Linked DNA regions of Homo sapiens: region 2 is linked to region 1. Evidence: read pairs that join two places in POLR2A ChIA-PET (ENCODE). Cell type or tissue: B cell. All regions are shown on one strand.

Region 1 (8,000 bases):
TAAGGAACCATTTTCTTAACACCTTTCGAACACAAATAAACACCTTTCTAGAACATAAGCTTTATGCTTATAATCATACAGGCAGAGATTTTTGACAGTTTTGTTATCTTTTCTATGCCCTGTGCCTAGAAAAATGACTGACATGGTAAGCACCCAATAAATATTTATTGATTATATCAGTATGAAAATATTCATCTACTTACTACCTAGAATAATCTTGAATGTCATAACTGGGAAACACTGGGCAGCAGAAAAGACTAGAATACTTTGTGGATTTTGGGATTTGAGGCCAGTGGGGGTGGCTGCTGTCCACCCTCTTGTTGTCCCCAGCTTTTTTTAGCCATCAACTCAAGATGTGACAGGCACACACACCATCTGAGGCCCTTTCAGTGTGTTAGTTTCAGCCTGGACTGTCTTTGGGTTCCAGGATGGGCAAAAGTTTTCACCCGCCACTTCACACCCATTAAGACAGCTATTATAAAACAGATAATGCAGAAGATAACAAGTGTTGAGGATGTGGAGAAATTGGAACGCTTGCGCACTGTTGGTTAAGAATGTAATACGGTGCAGTTGTTATGGAAAACAGTACAGTGGTTCCACAAAGAGTTAAACATAGTATAGAATAGCCATTGAATCTAGCAATTTTATTACTAGGTCCCTACCAAAAGGATTGAAAGCAGGGACTCAAACAGATACTTGTAGGCCAATGTTCACAGCAGCATTAGTCACAATAGCCAAAAGGTATTGTATCTCCCAATATCCTCTTCCCAGAGGGACTGGAAGGAAGGGAAAACGGTCGTCATGGGCCTCCCAGCTCTTTAGCAGGCTGAAGACACGGAAGCAGCTGGAACAGATGACCTGTTAACTCCCTTCAAGGCAAAGGGTCTATGCCTCCTGGAGGAGGCAGGAGGAAAGAATGGGTCTGGAGCCTGGGAGTTCCAAAATTTCCCTCAGCCAGGGCTCCCTCCCTTCCCTTGGGTGCCCTCAGATAAGAAGCCAAGAGAGACTGACTTCCTGAGAGAGACTGAGCCATAAGGTGTAGACAGAAGCTCCAAGATGGAAAAAAGAGGGAGATATTTCTTTGATGGTTTAGGACATTGTCTTTCCTTCAGCACGATGGCAGGGAGAATACATCCTTTATGTGGTCCTGTGCTGGGATGCTTAGGGAACCAGCTGTATGATGGCCGGGAAGGAGCAGGCACTGAGCCGAGCTGAGCCAGTCCAGAGGCAGCACCCCTCCTCCACAAGCTCCAGAACGGACCCAAATCCCCTCTGGAATCTCTGCATCTTCTAATTAAACCTGTTTGTCCCCTTAAGACAAACTGTAAGCTCTTTATTCTTCCACTTGGTTACACTTGTGTTTTAAAATAGTTTATAATATTTGAGTGAAGAAAAACAGATTCCATCATCTTGTTTCCTCCTGTTTTTATTAGAGATAGACAGTATTTCAGCTACACTGCGAACAAAGTGGGCTTTGATGAGCTTCCCTGAATGAGCCACCAGTGACAACATCATTTCTCTTGAAAAATGCATTGTGAATTCTATGCAACAGTCATAAACATGGCCTATTAGAACCTTACCCATTACCAGTGGCACCTTCCCATGTTTCCAAAGTTATTTATTTCTAGTAGCAATCTGCATTTCAATAAGACCTAAATAACCCCAAACTCTCCTATGGCATCTTTTACTAATATGAAGCATAATTTATTTAACTTGAAAAGAATAGGAAAAAAATGTTGACAACACTTTCCTAGGCATTTCTTTCCCACGGTTCAATATAATCCAATCCCAGATGCGCAAAAATTTCTTCTTCACTTTCTGCTTTGAGGAATATCCTCTGAAAACATAACAAGAAATATGTGCATTCAGATATTTTTCATAAGCACCATGGTGTGGACACAGTGAAAGTGTTACTTATAAAATTGCCTTGTCAGAATGAATTACAGCCCAAACATAATTCCCTGCTTCTGAGTATAAAAAGTCATTTTAACTGACTTTCCAAAACATGGTACTAAATGAATTAAAGTAAAATCATAACAGCTTTAACATATTCAGCAAAAGCCATTTGGATATTTTTCCTACGGGCTGTAGTTCTGAACCACAGCTGTTTATTAGAACAACCTGATGGAGTTTAAAAAATAAACATTGAAGCTTGAGCCATACCCCAGTCCAGTGAAATCAGAAGCTCAGGAGAGATCTTATAATCAATCTATCTGAACGCACTGGGTAATTCTAACATGCAGTTATAATTTTGTACTGCTGGTAATTATAGGATACTTGTATGTGTTGGGTTTTCCTTAGCTTTCCATGCTTGCCTCTAACCCCAGCAGGATCCCACTCTGTGATCTCTTTAAGACCAAGCAGCTCTTCTCCTCCATCCCTTCTTGTACATAGCACGGTGCTAGGCACATAGAAGGTACTTGCTTACATTGAACTATTTAGAATGTATTAATTTGTAAGTGTTCCTTCATTGTACTATGTGAATCTGCCTTCACCCACATGCTTAGCATCCGAGGCTTTCCTGCCAGCATCCACAGCCCCCTCTTCTGTGAGCAGCACCTGGATTTTTCTATGGGAAACCACTCCTCTTGACTCTCAGTCCAGGAGGGTTAGGTGCAGCTGCTCCCAATTCCAAGAAGCAGCACATGACCCAAGTCTGGCCAATCAGAGCCACAGTAATGGGTTCAGGGATAGGCACATGACCCAGGCCTGGCCAATGAGCATCAGGTAGGATTCTTGGGGGAACTATTAGGAAACAGGCTCTTCTCTGTTGAAGTAGCTGGAAGAGTGGGACTTATGGGGAAACCTGCCTGAGAATAAAGGCAATACTGAGGGAAGCCTGCCTGAGCACCCATATTCGGCTGCCCCTGAACGCTTCGACATTGCAGTATATAACCCAAGTTCCCTTTTTTGTTTATGCCACTTTAGATTTGATTTCTAACATTTGTAACTGAGACAACTCTAACTGAATACATCTCATTTAGACTACAAGCTCCTAGAGGGAAATGATCATTACTTTTTTTTTTTTTTTTTTCCTGACACAGAGTCTCACTCTGTTGCCCAGGCTGGAGTGCAGTGGTGTGATCTCGGCTCACTGCAGCCTCTGCCTCCCGGGTTCAAGTGATTCTCCTGCCTCAGCCTCCCAAGTAGCTGGGTGTGTGCGAGCCGCCACACCTGGTTATTTTTTGTATTTTTAGTAGAGATGGGGTTTCACCATGTTGGCTGATCTTGAACTCCTGACCTCAAGTGATCCACCCGCCTCGGCCTCCCAAAGTGCTGGGATTACAGACGTGAGCCACTGCGCCTGGCCACTACCATTACTTCTAGTTATTTTGAGTTTTCTTCCCCATGGAGCCTATTTTGGTGTCCTTGATATCTGTAAGAAGAGTAGCCCTTAGAACTGTGGATTTAACAGTTGGATATTTAACTCTTCTAACTTCTACAGGCATCTATCGTTTTGCTGAGGGATGAATTGGATCATGACCACAGTAAGACTAGCACACCAAATGAGTGACATGGGTAGTCAATGAGACTAGCTGGATGCTCATTTATGTCTCAGGGCAGCTCTGTTGCTCTCTTTCTTGCAGGAGACTGTTGTTAATGGCCTACATGGCCACTCAAAATGCCACTGCCCCCTGCATTTGAGGGGTACACAAGTAGTATTTGTGATTTCTGGGGATCCCTGGTTTACTTTGGAGTTACTCATTGCCAACACCAAGGATATACCAAACCCAGTTAATGTTCACTGCTGGACTTGTTCTGGAAGCCCAATTAGCTCATCATGTTTCAGCCAAAATCTCTCGAATTGCATTCTGGGCCGGGTGGAAACTGCGAGTCTGTGGAAATCTTTCTTGCTGCCCTCAACTATGATGAACTGGAAATAGAACACGCATGACAAAGGAAACCATACCTGGATACTAAAATCAGTCCATGAAAAAAGCTCGGGGGCCAGCCTTGGGGATGAGGATCAAAGTAGCCCCTTTTAGGAAGAGAACTGTACCTTGGTCTTGTCATATAAAGCATGGTTATCCAGAATCATCTTCCGCTCATGTGTGGCATAGCGCCGGAGGTCTCTCTCAAACTGCTGGATAGGAGATAGTTAAAATAAATTATTAACACGTCTAGAATGTCTTCAGTATTAGGTGGCTACATCCCTCTAGTGAAATATGTAACTCCACTAAACATTCTCAAAGTGATTTTCCTCCCCCAGGGCCAAATTCTCTGGTGACAGAAGTCCGTGCTCCCATGAACACACTAGAATGTAAGCTCTGTGAGAGCAGGAACCTGGTTTGTTCTGTCCACAACTGTATTCCCTCAAATAGTGCCTCGCATGTAGAAGATGTATAGCAAATGTTTTATTGAATGAATAAATGAATAGCGTGAGCGTTCTACCAGGATAATGCCTGGTCCAGAGTAAATGCTGGATAAATACTAGTTTGGTGGGTGTTACATGATTTGGAATATTGTTATTGTAAAAGAGGATGGAGGAGTCAGGGAACCCGTTCCAGCCTGGACTTTGTCCCTACCTGGCTGTGCATCTCCTGTCAAGTCATCCAGACTCCCTGAGTCTTGGTTGAGTGAATGAAAGGATGGAGGAAGGACATGATTAAGACTCCCTCTGGCTTTAACATCCTTTCACACTGAGATGCCATGAAACTGATCGTCTAAGTCAACTGCTCCTGGATGACATCTCCCACAGTCAGGAATGGGCTCTGAGACTGAAGGGAGCAATACATGAAGCCTAAGACAGAGGACAGGAACACCTTGGGAAAGGAGGGCAACGAATTGTCATGGAGACTAGTTTTCCTGAGAGAAACACAATCTAGAAATTTTGTCCTCTTCATGTGGGAGTAGGGAGCAAGCCTGGGATACTGGTGCCCTCTAGTGGTAAGGAACAATTTGCTATTTTAGGAAAGCTCACCCGGGATGGTTGAGGAGATGGACTTTGCAATCAGAAGTCCTTTATTTGTTTAAAGTCACCCAGCTAAAAAGCAAAAGAGCTTAGTGCTCTGCCAGTGCCTTGCAGAACCAACAGCAACAATTTCTGAGTACTCTGAGGAAACAGACTAGAATGTGTTGAAAACATGTCCATCTTAAAAATAAAATGGGCAAATGTCAACCACTTCAGCCAGTGATGCTTAACTGGCATGACATTGCATAACCAAGGACTTCTTTCTGGAACGTTCCCCTTTCTCAATCAACTATGTGTTCCCAAAGATTTATGTCTATCAGACAAGTTGCATTTATGATATATTTTTTCTTTTCTTCCCCTTTTTTTAGGAATGAAAAAAGCATTTAGTTGTCAGTCAACATTTGTGATTAGAGTAAGAAATCCCAGTGCTAAGATGCTGTGCTGAATTAATTCCAGTCCAAAGCAAAGACACCTGACATTTAACCCACGGCTGAGAACAATTAATTTGTGTTGTGTCATTCATCTGTATAAAAAACCCTCTACGAACCCATTTCACTCAAAGCAACAACCAGCTACCTGGGAAAACAGGAGAAACAGGGTGAGGTGTTTAGTTGGGAGGGTGGAACACATGCGAATGGGACTCAAATCACAGGTGTCCTCTCCTGTGAGTGACAGGATATGGAAGCTACTACTTATCCAGTACTGGCCACGTGCTGGCTTGGTGCTGAGGCTTTGAGAACATCATGTCACCTAATGTCTCTGCAACTCAGGGAAGTAGCTAAGGTCATCGTCCTCATTTTCCTGACGGGAAAATTGAGTTTTACAGGATATAGAGAACTTGTCCAAGATCACCCAACAGTAAGAAGCAGTGCAGGAGCTTGCAACCAGGTCTGGGATGAACTCAACTTGTGCTCTTTCAGAAAAATTTTATAGCTTGATTTTATTTTTAATTAACATATAATAATTGTATGCATTTGTGGGTTATAATATGATATTTTGATACATCTATATACATTGCAGAATGATAAAATCAGACTAATTAGCATGTCCATCACCTCAAACTTCTACCATTTCTTTGTGGTAAGAACATTAAAAATCCTCTCTTTTAGCTACTTTGAAATATACACTTTTATTAACTATAGTCACCATACTGTGCAATAGAACAGAGTTTATTCCACCTGTCTGACTGGAACTTTGTACTTGTTGACCCTTTTCCCTGTCCATTTTCTGTCCTCATCCCCCAGCCTCTGCTAACCACCATTCTACATTCTATTCTGTACTTCTACGAGTTTGACTGTTTTAGATTCTACATATACAGAAACGAGATCATACAGTATTTGTCTCTCTGTGCCTGACTTATTCCACTTAACATAATGTCCTCTAGGTTCAACCATGTTGTCTCAAATGACAGAATGTCCTGTTTTCGAAAGGCTGTGTCATACTCCACTGTGCATATACTACATTTTAAAAATCCATTCATCTGCTGTGGATGCTTAGGTTGTTTTTATATAATATCTTGGCTATGGTGTATCATGCTGCAATGAACACGGGAGTGCAGACCTCTCTTTGACATACTGAGTTCATTTCCTTTGGCTATATACCCAGAAGTAAGATTGCTGGATCATATGGTAGCCCTGTTTTTAGTTTTTTGAGGAACTTCCATACTATTTTCCAAAATGTGTAATTTACAACACCACCAACAATACAAGAGGGTTCCCTTTTCTCCACAGCCTCACTAACACCTGCTGTCTTTCATGTTTTTGATAATAGCCAATCTGACGGATGTGAGATAACATCTTATTGTGGTTTTAATTTGCATTTCTCTGATGATTAGAGATGTTAAGCAAGATGGCAATATCTGCTTGCCATTTATATGTCTTCTTTTGAGAAATATCTATTCAAGTCCTTTGCCCATTTTTAAATAGGATTATTTGTTTTCTTGTTATTGAGTCTTTTGGTTTCCTTGTATATGCTGGATAATGGCCCTTATGTGATGTATGATGTGCAGATATTTTTTCCCAATCTGTGAGTTGCCTCTCCACTTTATTAATTGTTTCCTATTTCAATCCCCTTGCTGGTTTCTGTACTTCAGTGGTTCTCCTACTTGAGCTGCATCAGAAACACCTAGAAGCCTTTTCCAAACAAATTTCCGGGCTGAAATCCCCAGAGATGCTGATTTGATTCCATAGGTTTGGAGTGGGGTGAAGAATTTCCATGTCTAACCTGTTCCTGGGTAAGGTTGCTGCTGCTGGTGTTGGGGACCACACACTGGGAATAACTGTTCTAAATTAATCTGTCATACTTGGCCATGTGTGGACAGGATGCCTTGAGTTAGAGGTTTCTGGGTACTGGCCCCTCCCCTGTCACCCAGCCCCTGTTGCCGTCATCTCTCCCCTGGGCCCAGGTAGACTCGGCCTACGTCTTTCAGAAAGCTAACATCATCCCATGGGTCCATGTAGCACTTACCCGGGAGCCAGTCCATCCCAACAGGGCAAAGGCACGACGCTCGTAGGGGCACAGAACTAAATCCACACGGATGGCCTTCCAGGTCTTTCCTTCCTGCCAGCTGGACTGGTCACTGTCCACTCTTTGACGAGGCAATTTGAAAATCAGAAAGCACTTTTGAAAATGATCCAAAGCATCAACCTTCCTGCTAGGCAACCTGAGCTTTTCAAATGTTGACTCCACAAGGTCATAATATAAAAGTAATCCCTGAAAAGAAACAGAATGGCATCAGGAAAAGGCCCTGATGAAGAAGATCTATGATTTAACACTGGATTCTTAATGAAATCTTTTCAGATTCGAGCAGAACATGGACATGTGTTTGGCCTTGCATTAAAGGCCCACCTGCAAACACTAGGAGAAAACACTAAGAAAGTGGTTGCATTATCTTCCCTTTACGGAAAAGGAATTTAGCGATGAGAGAGGCTGAAGCAAAGCCACTTAATGGCAAAACTGCAAGAAAATCTCCCTCTCCACTTCTGAACCTCAGCTAGTGCTCTGGGCTCTCCTCAGTCCTTTAAAAACAAACCAACCATAAACAAAAAGCCACGCTGCAGGAATTTGAGACCAGCCTGGGTGACATAAT
Region 2 (8,000 bases), 350 kb before region 1:
GAAGGGCAGATTAGGATTCCTGGACAGTAGTAACAGAGAACAGAATTCTACTAGATTTAAGAGAGAACACTGACACCTGGAATGGCCATGTCAGGCAGGGCTGGAGGCTGGAGGCTGGATCCTGGGCACGTGGCTGCTGCATTCTTTCAGGGGAGAGGTGCTGTGGGCCTGCGCTGAGCAGGGGCAGTGAGTAAGGAGAAGAAGGAACACTTTGGAGGGGTAAAAAGCAGACAGGACCAGCAGGACATGGTGCATGATTGTGGGGTAGAGGGAAGACGGAGAACTCAGTGGGTGAGTTCAGTTCCTAAGCATGGAAGTTGCCTGCTGTGGGACTGGCATGTACATAGAATCTGCAAAATAAGAAAGGGCTTTCAATGGGGTGGACAGTTGAAAACTTCATGGAGAGGATGACACTGAAAGAAAGGATTGGATTTTAAGAGGGTTGGATTTTTTTTTTTTTTTTTTTTTTTTGAGACAGAGTCTTGCTCTTGCTCTGTTGCCCGGGCTGGAGTGCAGTGGTGCGATCTTGGCTCACTGCAAGCTCCGCCTCTTGGGTTCACGCCATTCTCCTGCCTCGGCCTCCTGAGTAGCTGGGACTACAGGCGCCCGCCACCACGCCCAGCTAATTTTTTTTTTTTGTATTTTTAGTAGAGACGGGGTTTCATCATGTTAGCCAGGATGGTCTTGATCTCCTGGCCTCATGATCCGCCTGCCTCGGCCTCCCAAAGTACTGGGATTACAGGTGTGAGCCACCACACCCGGCCAGGAGGGTTGGATTTTAAGAGGCATCGGTAAGGATTAAAGGGAAAGACATCCCAGGACGAGGGAACTCCATGGGCAAGGCACAGGGAGAGGAAAGCACAGGATGCGTTTGCATTTGGGCTGAGAAGTGGCCTGAGTCTGGGATAGTGGGGAAAAATGATTATGAAGGTTATATTGAGTCAGTGGAAGAAGAACCTTCAACATCAGGATGTGGTAAGAGCCTTACCCATTTTATCTCAGAGGGCCTTCTGTTGCCTGGGACAGCAATGTGACCAAAATGGCATTTGGAGAAACTATGGAAATGGTCCAGCTAAAGGGCTATCTCTTGTTCTTTAGTCGGTTGGATGTAGAGATAAGCACATGTAGATCCTACCTACGTGAAAGATGGGGGGTGGGGGTAATGCGTATTTTAATTAGCCAGATCTAGCCACTTTATGATGCATGCATATTTTCTTTTCTTTCTTTCTTTCTTTCTTTCTTTTTTTTGAGACAGAGTCTTGCTCTATCACCCAGGCCTGGAGTACAGTGGCATGATCTCAGCTCACTGCACCCTCCGCCTCCTGGGTTTAAGTGATTCTCCTGCCTCAGCATCCTGAGTAGCTGGGACTACAGGCATGTGCCACTACGCCAGCTAATGTTTGTATTTTTAGTAGAGATGGGATTTCACCATGTTGGCCAGGCTGGTCTCGAACTCCTGACCTCAAGTAATCCACCTGCCTCGGGCTACCAAACTGCTGGGATTATAGGCGTGAGCCACCGCGCCCAGCCTAATGTGTGCATATTTTTAAACATCATGGTGTACATGATAAATATATGTAATTTTTATGTTTTAATTAGAAAATTAATTTTAGAAAGAAATGAGAGCCATGTTATAAACATTTTCTGAGGAATATATCATAGCACATTTCCATGGCCTCGTATTTTATTGAGATAGTATCAAGTGCTAAGTTCCTGTGACTTATCCTCGCCCTTTGATTCTTATCACCAACCCCCTTTACTATCACTATTTATGAACTTTAGAGGGCTCAGGTGGTGTGTTTTTGCAAGGCCTCATCTTCATCCTGGGTGGGGAATGACATTGGCTGGGAGGAGCAAAAGGCCCTGAAGTGCCTGTCGAATCAACAGTGAAAATGCCATGAGGTGCTTGTGGGTGGGTGGGTGAGTTGTTTGTCCCTAAATCTGCAGTAGCCCCCTGGCACATAAACATAACGTTGAAGAGAAAGAGTGTGCTTACTCTGCCAAGGCTTCTTCAAGGGAAATTTCCTGTCCCCCACCCCTTCATGCCTCCCCATCAGATTTGCTCCAAACCAGCTCTGTGAATAAGTCACCCTAACTAGCTTCCCAACCGTTGCCTACCCAGATGCCACTCCAGGCTCAGGCCTTAGGATAAAGCAGGGACAGGGCTGATGGCAGAGAGGGATGGGCAGGCTCCATGTGCAGTTCATGCGGAGGAAGGAAGAGCAGTGGTGAGTTCCACAGACTAGGAAGGGAAGGAAGGGTGGGTCTAGTGTTTACATGCTTCCCTGAGTTGTGGAGGAAGTTAGTGCACAAGGTCTTTAATGCAGGCATGAGGGTGGTTAGGGCCTCAACGGATGGTGGCCTTGGGATTAGAAAGCAAGAGATACGTGTACGAGATTTAGGAGGGAAATTCAATGGGAAAAATAGAGAAAGCGGGACAAGAAGATAAGATTTTGAGCGTGGGTGACTGGAAGAATGATGTCACTGACAGAAATGATAGTCTACAGGGGCAGCTAATTTTGGAGGAGGGTTGGGCATTCACTCTCAGGAGTGCTGATCTGGTAATGATTACACAACCCAAAATCACTGCAGAGTGGACATTTGGAAGTGTGAGATTGGCACTCACGGGGTGGGCCTGGACAAATGGATGTTTTTCTTAATTCACTATTTATCAAACACCCACCATGGACCAGGCTCTGTGCTAGGGATGCAAAATCAAAGAAGGCTCCAATTCATCCTTGAAAGGAGGAGATCTTTTTTCTTTTTTTTTTTTTTTTTTTTTTTTTTTTTTGAGATGGAGTATCGCTCTTTTGCCCAGGCCGGACTGCGGTGGCGCTGTCTCGGCTCACTGCAAGCTCCTCCTCCCGGGTTCACACTATTCTCCTGCCTCAGCCTCCCGAGTAGCTGGGACTACAGGCGCCCGCCACCGCACCCGGCTAATTTTTTGTATTTTTAGTAGAGACGGGGTTTCACCGTATTAGCCAGGATGGTCTCGATCTCCTGACTTTGTGATCCACCCGCCTCGGTCTGAAAGGAGGAGATCTTAATCAGAGTCATCTAACAGAGATCAAGAGATCAGTTTCTAAAACACAGAGGGAAAAAGGAGCGTTCAAGGCAGTGGCTTTCAAAGGCACGGCCTGGGCACACCCACCTCCATCCATCCTGCCCTTCACAGGGCAGAGTGGGCCATTGTGGGATCCATGTTGAAATTTTATGTATTTTTTCTGTAAATGTTAACGAACCAAGTTGGTTTGGATTTGCATTCTAGATGTTGAGTGGAAGAGATATGACGCACAGCTGCACACGCAGTCTGCAGGAACCTGACTGTGCTGTCTCTGTATTTAACAGAGGATGGTCGGGGCATAAAGTAGTCCTAGTCAAGCAGCCGCACAATGCTGAGGGCTGACTGGGTGAATATCATGAAAGCTACGGGTGCTCTTGTGGATACTGTGAAATGCTGTTATGTTCTTAAGAGGCTGGGGGAAAATCTGTATCTTTTTTGTCTTTCTTCTTTATCCCACTGCCTAAGCCCATCCAACTCAAATTCTGTTACCTGTGGTTTCTCTTTGCTCTGGACTCCTGTGGAGCTCATTTGCGGTACATCCACGGGTAAAACTCATTTATCGAATTGTCTCCTGAATTCCAGTTTGGTTCCCGAGCTAGAGTGTGTAAATCCAGTAGGAGCAGGGCCCACATATTATTCTGTGGGATTTTCCTTTTGCTTAGCACAGTGTGGGCTCTCAGAGATCTTAGTAAATGCTGTTTAGTTGGCTGGCTGTTGGGTTGAAGTCTTGGAGCACAGATATTTTAGTTAGTTCTCCGCTGAAGCAGCTTTGGAACAGAGTGATTAAATTACTATCTGGTTAGGGTGATAGTCATTATCTGACAAAAATATGCGTTGACTGCCTACATCCTGAATTGTGAAGGAAAAAAATGCTTTTGGAACACTCATGATCTAAATAAAGCATCAAATGCAGTTTCATATTTGCCTCAGGTGCTTCTGCTGCCCTCCCACTAATATGTATTTATTAAACATCCACCCCTTGAATTTAGTGAGGACTTGGTGCTATATGGGACGTGGCAGAGGGATTACAGATTCTGTAGCAAAGACAGGCCCTGCTGTCCAGGGTCTCAGGAGCTCAGCCAGTGTGTGGGCATTAGTCTGTTGGTGGCTAGTTTCAGCATCTGGGACTTACTACTCAGCAGGGATGGGCACACATGTCATCCCTGAAGATGCCTCCATGCTCTGCCCTGTGTTGTCAGAATTAACTCTTTAGTTCCCTACTGCTGCATCGGACCAGGACATGTGGACATGGACCCTGGATATGAAGGAACTCAGTTGGCCAAAGCCGCAAGCCTAAGATTCAGTTTTGCAGAACTCTAATCCTGGCTCTAGTCACCAGCTCTGGGTTATGGGGCAAGACTTTCATAGGCTTCATTTCAGTTGTGGGTAAAATGCAGTGAAAATGCACACCTCGCAGGGCTGTGGGAGATGTAACTGAGATGGTGAATGGAGACACATCTCCCCTCTTTCCTTGCCACCACCTTCCTCACCCACGGCTTGTGTCTGCTATTTCATCAGCATTGGCTACCAGCCCAACTATGGCTCCAGGGGCTGTGGGCAGATGAAGATGGTTTGTGTCCTTTCTTGCCCAACCACAGCCTGGCTGCCTCTGCTCCTCCCAGCTTTGTGGACCTGAACAATGAAGTACCAGGATGGGGGAGATTTGGAGGTGCTCTCTCTTTGCCTAGTTCATACCAGCGATGGGTTTGTGCATCTTGAATTTGATGACCACTGGAATGACCACTCCCAAACCATGCAAGGATCATTTTAGATTTGACACTGGTTATCTAAGGAACTCTAAAAAAGAAAATCACAGCATAAATAACTCATAAGCTGAATTTTGTGGCATTTGTAGATATATTTATTTATATTTTTCAAAAGCAGTATAAGTTTACAGAAGATAACCAAAACATTCTTTGCTTCCTTCCTCCGCAAAAGCCACACGTCTGCATCATTTCTAGGAGGCTGTGTTGGGGAGATTGTGATCTTCCTACCGATCTTTTAAAAAAGCAAACACAAACAAAAAACCAAGAATCTGGTGTTGGTTGCAATGCATGTATTGGTTCAACTCTTACAAAAGGATTTTATCCTTATCCTCAGCTTGTCCTGTTAATTGGCAACATCTATCAGAGAGTGCCGCCTCAACTGCTCTGATCTTTAATTTTTGTGATCTTATTTAGGTTTTCCATTGCTGATGGTTCTTGGTGAAGTTTTTTTAAAATTTCAGTATGGAATATATTTGTTTGGCTCTTATCTTTTCCAACCATTTGGAAGGTACCCATTCTGTCTTAAGTTCTGCCAATTGCACCTCAAAGTTTTTCTTAAGATTGCCAGCACAGGTTCATTGGTCTTTGAAGGCACTGGGATGTTCTTTCTGATTATTTCTGCAAACTCTCTCCAGTAACTCAGTGGCATAGGTCTGCCTCTCCCCCTGCAGCATGGTCCAGGCTGCCTTGGACAGTGGAACACATTGTACAGCACAGCCTGTCTGCTCCCAGATCAGACTTTGTGGGTGAATCAAGACATCTTGTCTCACTGAGCTGGGCCTTGGCCTCAGCACAAGCCTCGCTCAGGGGAATGGCCATCCACTGCCGTTCCACTAGAGTTGGCACCTGGGAGGAAACCAGCATCCCATTCCTGGACTAGCGTTTTTCTTGTATATATTATCACACTTAATATGCAAGACTTCTCACTTCTGGGCATGTAAGATACTTTGGCAACTATTTGGAAATAACCCACTCCTTGCTCACATTGCCTAACTAGCTATGCCAATGGTCTTTAATAGAAAAGAATGGCTGAGAAGCTTTAAGAATGGCTTATTTTTGCTCTACACAATGCCTAACTGTTAGGAGTATTTAGAGGAGTTTCTTTGTCATTTGGGGTGGAATTCAGCCCTATCTCCTAAGTGGCAGAATGGCACTGGAACTAAGTCAGGGCGTTTTCAGAAATCTCAAAATAAATGCCCTGTGGTGAGGCCTACCAGGTCTTAATAATAAAAGTGGTAGACTGTTAGCCATCAGTCTAATTCAAGTGTCCAGACTGGAGTTATTACAATGAGTAGCACAGCCATGTGACCAGCATTACTTCCTATATATACAGTCTTGAATGTTTATTCAGAGGAAATGGATTACAATTTCCCTGACATTTGGGCATAAAACATCTGCCATCCTATGAATTAGAAAAGTAATGAGGTCTTGGATGATATGTCACTTATCTTTATTAAATGCAGCTCTCAGCACGTAGTAGCATCTAGTGCTCAATAAATGCTTGATGAATGAATTAAATGAATGGACTATCACTACATCATAGTTCGGCTGTAAATACATAGAATAAAATGATTTGGCTTATGGAAAATGACTTGATTTTATTATCTCAATTTTCAATACAACTGAATTGCCCAGTTTCTGGGATTCTAAGTAGCAATGGAATGAGATGTATAGAAGTGATGAGATGGGTGGGCTTCATTAATTTGTTAGTGGGATTAGTGTCATAAGTAGATTTTTTTTTGTCAGTACATTTTCTGAAAGTGTCTTTTCTTACCTTTTTCTAAATCTGAAATACATTTCCAACATCTCTGAATATTCAAGGCCTCTCTTACAGCATTGTACTCATAGAGTGAGAAACATTTAGACTCCTTGAATGAGGATTTATCTCTTTATCTGTGGCGTACTCTCCTTACAGTTGCCTATTCTCACAGTCTTAAGCCACTTTAGCAATTGAATAATTCCTCTTGGATGACTAGGTGAATTCCAGAAATTTTGGGGGATTTGCCAATTACACACTGAACAGTCCAACCTTGTTTTATTTATTTATTTTTAGACATGATGCGGACATCCTTTAGAAATTAACAGAATTGTATGCCCTGGCTTGCAGTTGTTATCTCAGGGCACCTTTTAAGTTTTGGTTGTGACAATTTTCACAGAAGCGTTGTTCGATTCTTAACACTGGACCAAATCCTGGAGACTTGTGCAATGATGGCCACCATTTGGGGGAATAAGTGTATGTTACTAAGTGTCTAGAAACTACTTCAAATACCTGTTTTAAGAACCTTGCTACAGTCTGTTTAAATGTAGTTTTTTCAAAATAGATTTTTAATGGTTATCTTCTGAATAGCTTGGATTTGCAATTGAAGAGGAAAGCAGCTCTTTTTAAAAAAGTAGATTACATCAGAGATGGAAAAGTTGTATCTAATTCTGTGTGATGGTTGCTATGGTGATGATTGAATGTAAATTTCAGTTTATGGAAAACCCTGTTAAGGTTTTGATTAGAGACCAGAGGTGAGGCTTGGGGTCAGTTGGTGAAGTGGCTAAAAAGCATCTATTAATGGGGCGAAAAGAAAAAAGAATGACGGGGTCACATGCAGCTCGCTCCACACCCAGGTATCAGTCAGCACAGGCTTATCTCATCATGGGGAGACGGTACAAATTAGAGCAGGGAAGGAAGAAAGGTGCTTCCCTTTTCCCTTGATTTCTTCCTTGAGGAAACGGAAGACGGGAAAGCATCCTTGGAGAGAAGGCAGCTCTTGCAAAGGTGAACTCCCATGTGCCAGTGTCATTGGTTTGAAGTAGGCATTTGGCATGTGGGAAAGGAGCTTCAAACAACAGATGCAGGAGCTGGACTCAGCCATCTTGATGACCCTGCAGTCACGATTCCCATCCTTTGAGTACCCGCTCTTACCAGCAAGAAGGAAAGGAAAAAAAAAATCAGCAGAGGAGTAATAACATCAAGTTACCCTAAAGCTTCAATCGTTAGAATTGTAAATCAACCTGGAGAGCAGGCTTTGCCCCTTAAGTTAAGCCATTTAATCTAAGAAGGGACACTTAAGGATCAGGAGTAACTGATCTATGAACAGGTGTTTGTTTATCGAAATCTTACTCTATAGTGCTAGCTATTTCATTCTCTAGTATTTGTGTGCAGTTGCTCTAATAGTGCATCC

Evidence for each region. ChIA-PET counts read pairs that join two places held together with the same protein. Peaks named below come from ENCODE experiments on the same cell type or tissue, not always from the same donor. Only the 100,000 strongest peaks of a DNase experiment are listed, where the experiment ranks them.
Region 2: POLR2A ChIA-PET joins it to region 1 with 8 read pairs; 1 of 35 experiments calls an interaction of 5 or more read pairs at or near these places.

Annotation. Positions count from the first base shown.
Region 1 is chr10:96,331,975-96,339,974 of GRCh38, reverse strand. DNTT (DNA nucleotidylexotransferase) reads right to left here. Exons shown (of 11, transcript NM_004088.4): 9 at 7,379-7,624; 10 at 4,001-4,084; 11 at 1,411-1,837. The coding sequence ends at 1,751. Among named protein-coding and RNA genes, the nearest start is that of OPALIN, 23 kb to the left of the region's middle. In B cell, a CTCF peak has its summit at 4,911 (motif pointing left); a DNase peak (open chromatin) is centred at 4,884.
Region 2 is chr10:96,682,047-96,690,046 of GRCh38, reverse strand. The region is part of intron 2 of PIK3AP1 (phosphoinositide-3-kinase adaptor protein 1); the gene reads left to right. Among named protein-coding and RNA genes, the nearest start is that of PIK3AP1, 34 kb to the left of the region's middle. In B cell, no CTCF peak of the experiment used is centred here; DNase peaks (open chromatin) are centred at 2,296 and 3,318; H3K4me3 peaks cover 1,387 bases; H3K27ac peaks cover 7,918 bases.